Regions from separate parts of the Homo sapiens genome. Here region 2 is linked to region 1. A link is an interaction called in ENCODE POLR2A ChIA-PET data of the cell type or tissue named here. Cell type or tissue: MCF 10A. All regions are shown on one strand. Each heading gives the region's core, and the rest is flanking DNA. Links, peaks and the distances in the headings are about the cores only. Region 1 overlaps METAP2 (methionyl aminopeptidase 2). Region 2 overlaps LOC105369917 (a long non-coding RNA gene).

Region 1 (5,379 bases), core at 189-5,188:
TGTGACTAGTGTATGTAGCACTATACCTAGTGTATGTAGCACAACCTAAAACAAATACTTGAAGATACATCACCAATTTTAAACATATACTAAAAATCTTTCCATCTGGGTGACCTTGGGCAAGTTATTTAGCCTCCCTCTACCCTGGTTTCTTCATCTTTAAAATGGAACAAAAAGGTCCTTCTTTGATACTTTCATCCTTTTGAGGCTAATTACCTTATTCAATGTCCAATGTCTGTATTCAGTACAGAAAAACAGCCACCATTTATAGAACTTTGTGCCAGGATGGCAGCAGAGCCAGGATCTGAGTATTAATCTATATATGTTTATAGTTCCAACCATTATACCATGTTGAAATTTGTGCTTTTACATGTCTTTTCTTCACAGTATCCCAGCATATTCTTCATAGGCAGAGATGGTTGGTTTTTTTGGTTTTTCTGTGACAGGGTCTCACTCTGTTGCCCAAGCTGGAGTGCAGTGGCAGGATCACAGCTCACTGCAGCCTCAATCTCCCAGACTCAGGAAATCCTCCCACCTCAGCTTCCTGAATAGCTGAGACTACAGGCACGCACCACTATACCTGGCTAATGTTTTTTAATCTTTTGCAGAGACAAGGTCTAAGTTGCCCAGACTGGTCTCGAATCGCATCTCAGCCTCCCAAAGTGCTGGGATTATAGGCATGAGCCACCAGGCCTGGCCAGCAGAGGCTGCTTATGTTTATTTGTGTTACTACTATGCCCAAATCAGTTGATATCTGTTGAATGACAACTGGAAATCATATTTTAAAAAAAAGAGTCTCAAGCTTTTAAGCTCTGCCTTGCACTATCTAGAAACATTAATTCTAAATGAACCATAGACCTAAACATAACAGCTAAAAATATATAAAACTTCTTGAAGAGAACACAGAACATCTTTGTGACCTTAGAGACAGCAATGACTTAACTTTTTAGACAGGACACAAAAAGCACTACCCATAAATTTAAAAAACAGATAGATTGGACTTTATCAAAATTAAAACTGTCCTATAAGCAATACCATTAACCAGGTGAATAGCCATCCCATAGAAATATCTGTAAAACATATTATCTGATAAAGAACTTGCAACCAGAATATACAATGAACTATTACAATTCAATAGGATGACAAATAACCCAATAAAACATGGACAAAAAATGTGAACAAACACTTTACCAAAGATAAAGGAAAAAGCAAATAAAAACATGAAAAGATGCTCAATATCATTAGGGAAGTGCATATTAAAACCACAATGACAAAGCACTACATACCCATTATCAAAGACTAAAATTTTAAAACAAATACCAAGTCCTTACAAGGATACGAACAACCTGAAACTCTCAACCATTGCTAAGAGGAATGCAAAACAGCATAGCCACTTTGGAAACCAGACAGCTTCTTAGGAGTTTAAACACATACTTACCATATGACAGGCAACCCAGTCCTATTTACTCAAGAGAAATGAAAACATATCTACACATAGACCCATATGCAAATGTTCATAGTAACTTCGTTCACAACAGACCAAAACTGTAAACACCCCAAATATTGTTCAATGTAAAAGGGTAAAACATATTAGGAATACTACTTGCAATAAAAAGGAATGTGCTATTGATAAATGCACAACTCGATGACTGTCAAAAGTATTATGCTAAGTAAAACAAGCCAAACACAAAAAACTACATACCGAATAATTCCATTTATAGGATACTCCAGGAAAGGCCAAAACTAGGGTCAGAAAACGTATCAGTGATTGCTAAGGGTTAGGTATAGTGCAAGAGAACCAACTACAAGAGACACAACTTTTTTCTGGAGATGGAAATGTTAAATGGAAATAGTCTGTATCTTCCGTCGTGGTAGTAGTTACACAATTGCATACTTTGTCAAAACTCACCAAACTATACACTTAAAAAGGATGACTATTGGGGCCAGGTATGGTGGCTCACGCCTGTAATCCCAGCACTTTGGGAGGCTGAGGCGGGCGGATCACTTGAGGCCAGGAGTTCGAGACCAGCCTGGCCAACATGGTGAAACCCTGTCTCTACTAAAAATACAAAAATTAGCTGGGAGTGGTGGCGGGCACCTGTAATCCCAGCCACTCAGGAGGCTGAGGCAGGAGAATCGCTGGAACCCGGAAGGCAGAGGTTGCAGTGAGCTGAGATCGTGCCACTGCACTGCAGCCTGGACAAGAGTGAGACTCCGTCTCAAAAAAAAAAAAAAAGAGTGGTGACTATTATTTTAGGGAAATTATATGTTAATGAGCCTGACTCAAAATGTATTGAATGAATTACCTCCAGCACACTGTCAGATGACCACAGGATCAACTTTTTATACCAATACCACAGTTTCCAATTCAGCACATCTAAAATTAAACTTAGTACCCTCTTCTTTGCCTGCAAACCTCTCCCCCAATGTCTAACTGGCTCTTTCCCAACTTCACTATTTCAGTCAACAGCACCAACATTCTGTCACCCAAGTGCAAACTCCCAGAGTCCACTAATGCCTTACTCCTGCTCCCAGAATGCAAGTCTCCAAGTCTTTTGAATTCTGCTTCCACACTACTGTTCACTGGATCCTTCCTCTCCATGCCTATTTATGACTATCAGTTTACATCTTCATTACCATATGCCTGGGCTATTTCTAAGAGGCCTCCAAAATGATCTCCTCCTTGCCTTTCCTACACACTTCCTCTCCTCTAAACAACCCTGTATACAGGTAAAGCCTAAATTATTATTTCATAACATTCCTTTTTTGTTAAGAGACAGGGTCTTACTATGTTACCCAGGTTGGAGTGCAGTGGCCAGTCACAGGTGTTTTCGTAGCATACTGAAGCCCCCTGGACTCAAAGATCCTCCCATCCCAGCCTCCCAAGTAGCTGGGATTACAGGCACCAGCCACTGTGCTTGGCTCATAACATTTCTTAAAAATCCTCTAAGGCTCCCTCAATCTATCACCTCATATGGCAAGCTTGTATTACCACAATGCTTCAAATGTTTTCTCAGCATTACCCCAACCCAAAATAGTTCCTTTGTTTGGTTTTACTCAAGTTCTATTCCTTCCAATGAGCCTTCCTTCGGCATTCAGCCCACACTTATACCACCAAATTTCAATAAATTTTATTACAGGTACCCAAATACCTTTTCACTTCTAGGTTTTGTCTGTCTACCACATCCTTAGTTTTCTTTATTTTTTCTTATTTTTTGAGACAGAGTTTCACTTTTGTTGCCCAGGCTAAAGTGCAATGGCGCAACCTCCACTGACAGCAACCTCCACCTCCTGGGTTCAAGCAATTTTCCTGCCTCAGCCTCCCGAGTAGCTGGGATTACAGGCACCCACCACCACACCTGGCTAATTTTTTGTATTTTTAGTAGAGATGGGGTTTCACCATGTTGGTAAGGCTGGTTTTGAACTCCTGACCTCAGGTGATCCACCCACCTCAGCCTCCCAAAATGCTGGGATTACAGGCGAGAGCTAACACACCTGGTCTAGTTTTCCATTAGGAGAAAGATCTTGAAACACTAGCTTTCCATTCCCTCAAAGACCTAACAACAGGTAAGTAGTATTGACTGACTCTGATTACTGAAATAACTACAAATATTCCTAAAATCTTCTTTAATACATTGAAGATTTCCAACCTGATGGGCAACTTTGTAGAGATGTAACAGAACAAGATAACACTTCAAGATTAGCACTGTGATTTTTTTTGGGGGGTGGGGGGAGGTGGACGGGTATAGACATAGGGTCTCACTATGTTGCCCAGGCTTGTCTGGATTACAGGCATAAGCCACCACACCCAGCCAATATTTTTTAACTAGCCTGACAGGCCCAGGAAGCATTATGATACCATATACACAGTGGGTCTATAGCAATCTATTATATTGCCTTGAATTTACAAAACATTTTCTTGTGAAGAGCTCAAAATAAGTTCATAATCTAAAGCATAAGCCAATGTAGAACAGAGGTTTAAGGAAGAGGAAAAGCTAGTAATTCCCTTGAATCTTGGCACTTTTTTCCACCAAATGTTCACTATAAGCTTCTTGAAGGCAGAGAACATACCACTCTAAAGGAAAACAACTACTCTACATTACCCTAACACAATAATTACAGCCCCAACTAATGGTTAAAGACCTAACCCCAGGCTGGTGGTGCTTGAGGGGGAGCAGATGTTCTCAGTAGTAGGCAGCTACAAATAAAAAGAATGGGAAAGCCCCATTTTTCCTCCGCCAAAAGAGGCTGGAAAAAAGTTAAGTTTTCTTACCTGTCTCTTCCTTCACTGTTTTACTGATAACATCAATTAGCAGTTGCTGTCTTTAAAAAAATCTTATTGTACCCAAACACCCAGAAGGAGCTAGGGTCAAGGAATTTATAATAAAACTTAGTGCACTCCTATACGATTCTTTCAGAATGAAAAGAGTTAATTTTGGTATAGAGAGTAAAAGGAACAGGCCGGACACAGTAGCTCAAACCTGTAATCCCAGCACCTTGGGAGGCTGAGGTGGGCAGATTACTTGAGGTCAGGAGTTCAAGACCAACCTGGCAAAACCCCATTTCTACTAAAGATACAAAAAAATTAGTTGGGCATGGTGGCAGGCGCCTGTAATCCCAGCTACTCGGGAGGCTGAGGCAGGAGAATTGCTTGAGCTCGGGAGGTCGCAGTGATCCGAGATCACGCCACTGCACTCCAGCCTGTGCGACAGAGCGAGACTCGGTCTCAAAAAGAAAAAAAAAAATAGAGAGTAAAAGGAACAAACGTGCAGTCAGGCACTAGGTTTGAAATTCTGGCTCTATTCTACACATATTAGCTATGTCACTTTGGGTAAATCATGTAACTACCACTTCCCTATCTGTAAAATGAGATGGCTGGGTAAAGCCATGAAGGGCTGGGTAAAGTCAAAATAAATAGGAAAAGACAGTCCATTACCAAAAAACAAAATGGATATCTAAGCACAAGTAGGTTACTTTGCTTGGTTTTGTGAGGTTAAAATGTGAATGTATGTGAAAATAACCTAGGAAAGTATCTAGTACATAGTAGTTCTTCAGTAAGTATTAGTTAAATAAACAACCCCTCAATCTTATTAATACTCACTACTTTGCCTTCTACCAAGTATATTTTTAAACTCTGAGATCTGTCCTATCTGAACAGCTAATTAACACATTGAACTTTTTCAAGACTTGCTAATAAATACCTTTTCCTTTTTAATCTGTGACATTAATTGAGGTAACAAGTGAAATGTCAGAGAAAACACTATACGAGTAAATAAATTTTGATTAAGGAATATCACATTTTCTAGCTTTTCTTTCTTTCTTTCTTTCTTTCTTTTTTTTGAGACAGTCTTACTCTGCTGGCCAGGCTGGAGTGCAGTG
Region 2 (5,379 bases), core at 64-5,063, 82 kb after region 1:
TTTTAAATTTTTTGTAGAGATGGGGTCTCCCTATGTCACCCAGGCTTGGTGAGCTCAAGCAATCCTCTTGCCTCAGCCTCCCAAAGTGTTGGGATTACAGGTGTGAGCCACTGCACCCAGCCAATAATACTTTATAGTGTTGTTGTAGTTTGTTTGTTTGTTTTTGACAGGGTGTCATCCTGCACCCATGCTGGAGTGCAGTGGCCTGATCATAGCTTACTGCAGCCTCAGACTCCTGGGCTCAAGTGATTCTCCTGCCTCAGCCTCCCAAGTAGCTGGGATGACAGGTGTGTGCCACCACACCCAGCTAATTTTTTTTTTTTTTTTTTTGTAGTGAGAGGGTCTCACTATGTTGCCAGGCTGGTCTCAAACTCCTGGGCTCAAGCAATCCTCCCACCTCAGCCTCCCATAGTGCTGGGATTATAGACGTGAGCAACCACACCCGACCACATCTCCTTTTCTGACTGATTCTCCTATCTCCCTTTTCAGAAGGACCCTTGTGATTACACTGGGCCCATTCAGGTAGTCCAGGATAATTTCCCCATCTCAAAATCTTTAGCTTGAGAGGCGTTCGCAAAGTCCCTTTTGCCATGAAAAGACATATTCACAGATTCTGGAGATTAGGGAATGGACATATTTGAGGGACCATTATTCTACCTACTACATCAAATGAAGGCTATCAGATGTTTGTGTTGCAAAGCCTGCCCTTTTGACCATTATTTTTGGCTTTTAAAAATAGTACCAGTCTGTCTGCGCCACAGTAGCTCACACCTGTAATCCCAGCACTTTGGGAGGCTAAGGTGGGAGGATCACTTGAGCTCAGGATTTCAAGACCAGCCTAGGCAATATAATGAGACCCCCGATTTCACAAAATATTTTTAAAAAAATAGCCCAACATTGTGGCGCACACCCGTGGTCCCAGCTACTTGGTAGGGAGAGAGATGGGAGAGTGGCTTGAGCCTGGGATGTCGAGGCTGCACTGAGCCATGATTGCACCACTACACTCCAGGCTGGGTGACAGAGCAAGACCCTGTCTCAAAAAAAAGAAAAAAATTTCCCAATCAATGTGTGCCCACATAGGCTCATCCGATGCTTGACCTTGATCCTTTAACCAGTCCCAGCCTTGACTAACTCATGCCTTATCCAAAGTTCCTCCTGACATACACAATATCCCACAGCCTCCCTGACTCCAATCCCTCCCCATGTCATACTGCAGAGGCTCAGAAAGAGGAGGATAAGAGATGGCATTTAATGTTAGTGAGGGTCAGGATAAGGTCAGAGGTGGGCTGAAGGAGTCAGGTAAGAATGTCAGAGTGTCCACAGACAACCAAGTGCAGGTGGCAGAGGCTGCCGGGCTCTTCAAGACTACCTGCAGCAGGTGTTAATTTACTGTATTTGTTTTGCAGGGCCGACATGACAAATTGCCATACATTGGGTGGCTTAAAACAACAGAAATATATTCTCTTACAGTTCAGGAGGCTAGAAGTGAGAAACCAAGGTGTTGACAGGATTGGTTTCTTCTGGAGGCTCTGAGAGAGAGACTCTTCCATGCCTCTCTCCTAGCTTCTGCTGTCGCCAGCAATGCGTGGCGTTTCTTGGTTTGCAGATGCTTCACTTCCATTTGCTTCTCTCTTCATTCACATTGCCACTTCCTCTGTGGGATCTCTGCTCTGGTCATAAGCACTCCAGTCATTGGATTTAGGACCCACCCTAAATCCAGGATGATTTCATCTCAAGATCCTTAACTAATTACATCTGCAAGGGCCCTATTTTATTTTATTTTTTAACTTTATTTTTAGAGATGGGGTCTCGCCATGTTGCCCAGGCTGATCTCAAACTCCTGGGCTCAGGCAATCCTCTGACCTCGGACTCCCAACCTGCTGGGACTACAGCACGTTTCAAATAAGATCACATTCTGAGGTTTAGGGTGGACATGCATGGGGAGGACCAGTGTTCAACTCACTGTAATTACTGTTTCTCTGTATTTACTTTTCCTTAGGCTATTACTTACCCCACACCTCTGCCTAATCCTCTTCCATGCGCTCGCTTTCAGTTTAGTAGATGATTCATATTTAAAGCTCCTTAGATGAAAAATGTAAAACAAAGACACCTCAAGCGTATAAATGCAGCAAATGAAAAAAAGCATGCAATGGGGATTTAGAAAAACATGCTCTGGCCCTTGGATCTTTAGGAAGAGATTGACATTATAACTTATTCACAAGGCAGCCTCTCAGTGAAATAAAGCACCATGAGGATAAATCCACCCTCCAGATTTGCTGAATTTGAATTTATTGATTGAGTTCCAATCACATATTTCCCAACCCCTGTATTTTGACTTAAGTCTTCAAGATGAAGGGAGTTGAGAATCAGGTCATCCAGAGAGCAAGAACCTTTTTTTTTTAAAACCAGTTCATAAATATCCTTTTGTGTGTTTCTACCACATTCAGCATTTCATATGTGCTGACCATGCTCCTGGTGAAGCCCCTTCTCACCATTTCCCTTCCCTGGCTGTTTTTATGAGCCAAGTCACCTGTCAAAATGTGTCAGCAGCTTGCCAGCAAAGAGTACAGGCCAGCAAAAAGCTAAAAGAAACAAAAGACTAACGCTTGATTCTGAAGATCCAAATATATAGAGAGAGACAGATTAATAGGGTAGCAAAGTACCTGGATGAGCTGCATGTAAACACCTGCCCTTGGTGTCAAAGAGTCTTTCCCAGCTTAGATGTTGAAATGAAAGGAACATGACAGAATCTGGAAGCATTTCAAAAGTTGAGAAAGCATTTACTTTCAAAAAGTCTTTTCATCTCCCAACTCTAGTCATTCAACAGTTTCGAAAGACAGATGAGCAAGCATGATGTAATTTTACGGCATTTTAATTGAACATCTTATTCTGTGACACTACAGACAAGATGGAAAAGTAATCATGACTTTCACGAAGAAAAAATGGATTTCACTTGATATTCCAGGGATTGTTAAAGTTAGGTTCTTTTGACACTGTTTCTGGTGAGTTTGATTCATGTTTCACCCTTGTTATTTGCTGATATATATCACTTTAGTGAGCACTTTTGCAAGTTATCTAGTTTTCCCAGGAACGCTATGACTAGGTGTAATTCCCAGAGGAGGAAACTGAGGCTTGGAGAAGATGGATACCTTTTCCAAAGCTCAGAGAAGGGCACTGAAGTCAGTTTTCAGATCCTAATTCCAGTGCTTTTTTACCTTCCAACCCTGAACATGTTGAGAGAAAGAGAAGCCTGGAGCTGAGTACACACCAGATGAGCAATACTAGGAGATTCCTTGGCCAGGTGCAGTGGCTCACACCTGCAATCCTAGCACTTTGGGAGGCTGAGGCAGGAGGATCACTTGAGGCTGGGTGTTTGAGACCAGCCTGAGCAACATAGTGAGTTTTTTAAAAACTAGCTAGGCATGATGGCATGCGCCTGTGTTCCCAGTTACTTGGGAGGCTGTGGTGGGAGGATCACTTGAGCCCAGGAATTTGAGGCTGCATTGAGCCGTGTTCATGTAGGTTAGGCTGGGCACTTTAGGTTGCACTTTAGGCTGGGCAACAGAGCAAGACTGTCTCAAACAAACAAACAAAAAGAGCCGTCTGATAGTAACGATAGATAGAAAACTTACTCATGTATCTGGCTATTGGCTAGAGAAACAAGGTAGCTGGGCCATGTGTCTCCAGTGTCTAGCAGGCTAGCTCAGGCTTTTTCACATGGTGCCTGGGTTCCAAAAGCAGCAAGAGAGAAGAAGAAGCCCAATGCATGAGCATTTTTCAAGACTTCTCTAGCATCATGTTTGCTAATGCCCCATCAGTTAAAGCAAGTCACATGGCCAAACCTAGATTCGGGAAGTGGAGAAATAGACTCCTGCTTTTCTTCAGAAAGCACTAAAATATTGCAGTCATTTTTGGCAATCAACCAGAAGGGAAACAATTGAATCTAAATTATTCTCTGTCTACTTCACTGCCTTTTTCCACCTCCAATACTGTTAGAGGTTGGATGATACATGCATAGGGGAATTTGAGAAGTGTAAATACATATAAGATGGATGACCAGGCCAGTATTAGTGTGTTTATCAAGGATGTTGATGAAAACTTGTAAGGATTGGTTATCTTCTCTTTCCTGGATATTCATATATTCTCACTTGGAATTCTGTTTCATCCTCTGATCCCTTTCTACATCCCATGCTGGTGCAACCTGGATTGATCTCCTCCTTTTATCTCAGGTCTCAGATCTGTCACCTACAGCTACTCACAAAGTTCAGATACTATGAAGTCTGTATTTATATTGCTTTATTGATTTCTGTTCCTGTTTGGTGTTCTATAGGACCCAACACATTAACAACCTTCTAGAGATGTGAATTCTTTATGAGCTGGCTACAGAAATTGATCTTTATGACAATGGTGGGAGTAATTTAATGAACTTCCCTGGTTATAGGCTAAGTGTTGTTTTAAATATTTTCCCTTTTAAAATTTGATGATACCTCTTTTCTCCACAGTCAGGTGTTTTGCAGCTGTAGAATTTGGGGTTAACAGCTTTTCACTTGCTGTCCCATCCATGGGTTTTGCTGTTAACATATTTCATGTTGACTTCCATATGAATGATACTGTCTGATTATAGTTTGTGTCTAAATGGAACGTGGTGACCTGGAAAGTTTCAGAAGACGCTGCCTGCTCTGGCCCCTTTCCAACCTTGTCTACGATCTGCCCCTTCTTTATGAGCCTTCTTTCTCTCTCTCTCTTTTTTTTTTTTTGGCACGGAGTCTCACTCTATCACGTATGCTGGAGTGCAGTGGCAAAATCTTGGCTCACTGCAACCTCTTCCTCCCCAGCTCAAGTGATTCTCCTGCCTCAGCCTCCCGAGTAGCTGGGATTATAGGTGCACGCCACCATGCCCGGCTAATTTTTGTATTTTTAGTAGAGACAGGGTTTTGCCATGTTGGCCAGGCTGGTCTTGAACTGCTGATCTCAAGTGATCCTCCCAACTTGGCCTCCCAAAATGCTGGGATTACAGGCATGAGCCAGCACACCTGGCCCTTCTTTCTCTCTTTATGACCATTGCACACATTGTGCCCTGTGCCTGAAAGCTCTTGTCCCCACTCTTTGCATGACTGGTTTCTTCTTATCTTTCAGGTCCCAGTTTAAATATCACCTTCTTGGAGAAAACTTTTCTTTTTTTCTTTGTATTTTAAACAGCTTATTGAAACATAATTTACATTCCATTAAATTCACTCATTTAAAGCATACAACTCAATAGCTTTTAGTATGTTTACAGAGTTTGGCAGCCATCATCATCATCTAATTTGAGAACATTTTCATTATCCTAAAAAGAAAACTTGTACCAATTAGCAGTCACTCATCATTTCCCATCCTATC

What was found. Peaks named below come from ENCODE experiments on the same cell type or tissue, not always from the same donor. Only the 100,000 strongest peaks of a DNase experiment are listed, where the experiment ranks them.
Region 2: POLR2A ChIA-PET joins it to region 1 with 5 read pairs; 6 of 35 experiments call an interaction of 5 or more read pairs at or near these places.

Annotation. Positions count from the first base shown.
Region 1 is chr12:95,476,471-95,481,849 of GRCh38, reverse strand. All of the region lies in intron 2 of METAP2 (methionyl aminopeptidase 2), which reads right to left. Among named protein-coding and RNA genes, the nearest start is that of METAP2, 5.0 kb to the right of the region's middle. In MCF 10A, for the core only: no CTCF peak of the experiment used is centred there; no DNase peak of the experiment used is centred there.
Region 2 is chr12:95,394,438-95,399,816 of GRCh38, reverse strand. It overlaps LOC105369917 (a long non-coding RNA gene), which reads left to right. Exons shown (of 11, transcript XR_001749265.1): 2 at 2,817-3,002. Among named protein-coding and RNA genes, the nearest start is that of METAP2, 77 kb to the left of the region's middle. In MCF 10A, for the core only: no CTCF peak of the experiment used is centred there; a DNase peak (open chromatin) is centred at 2,766.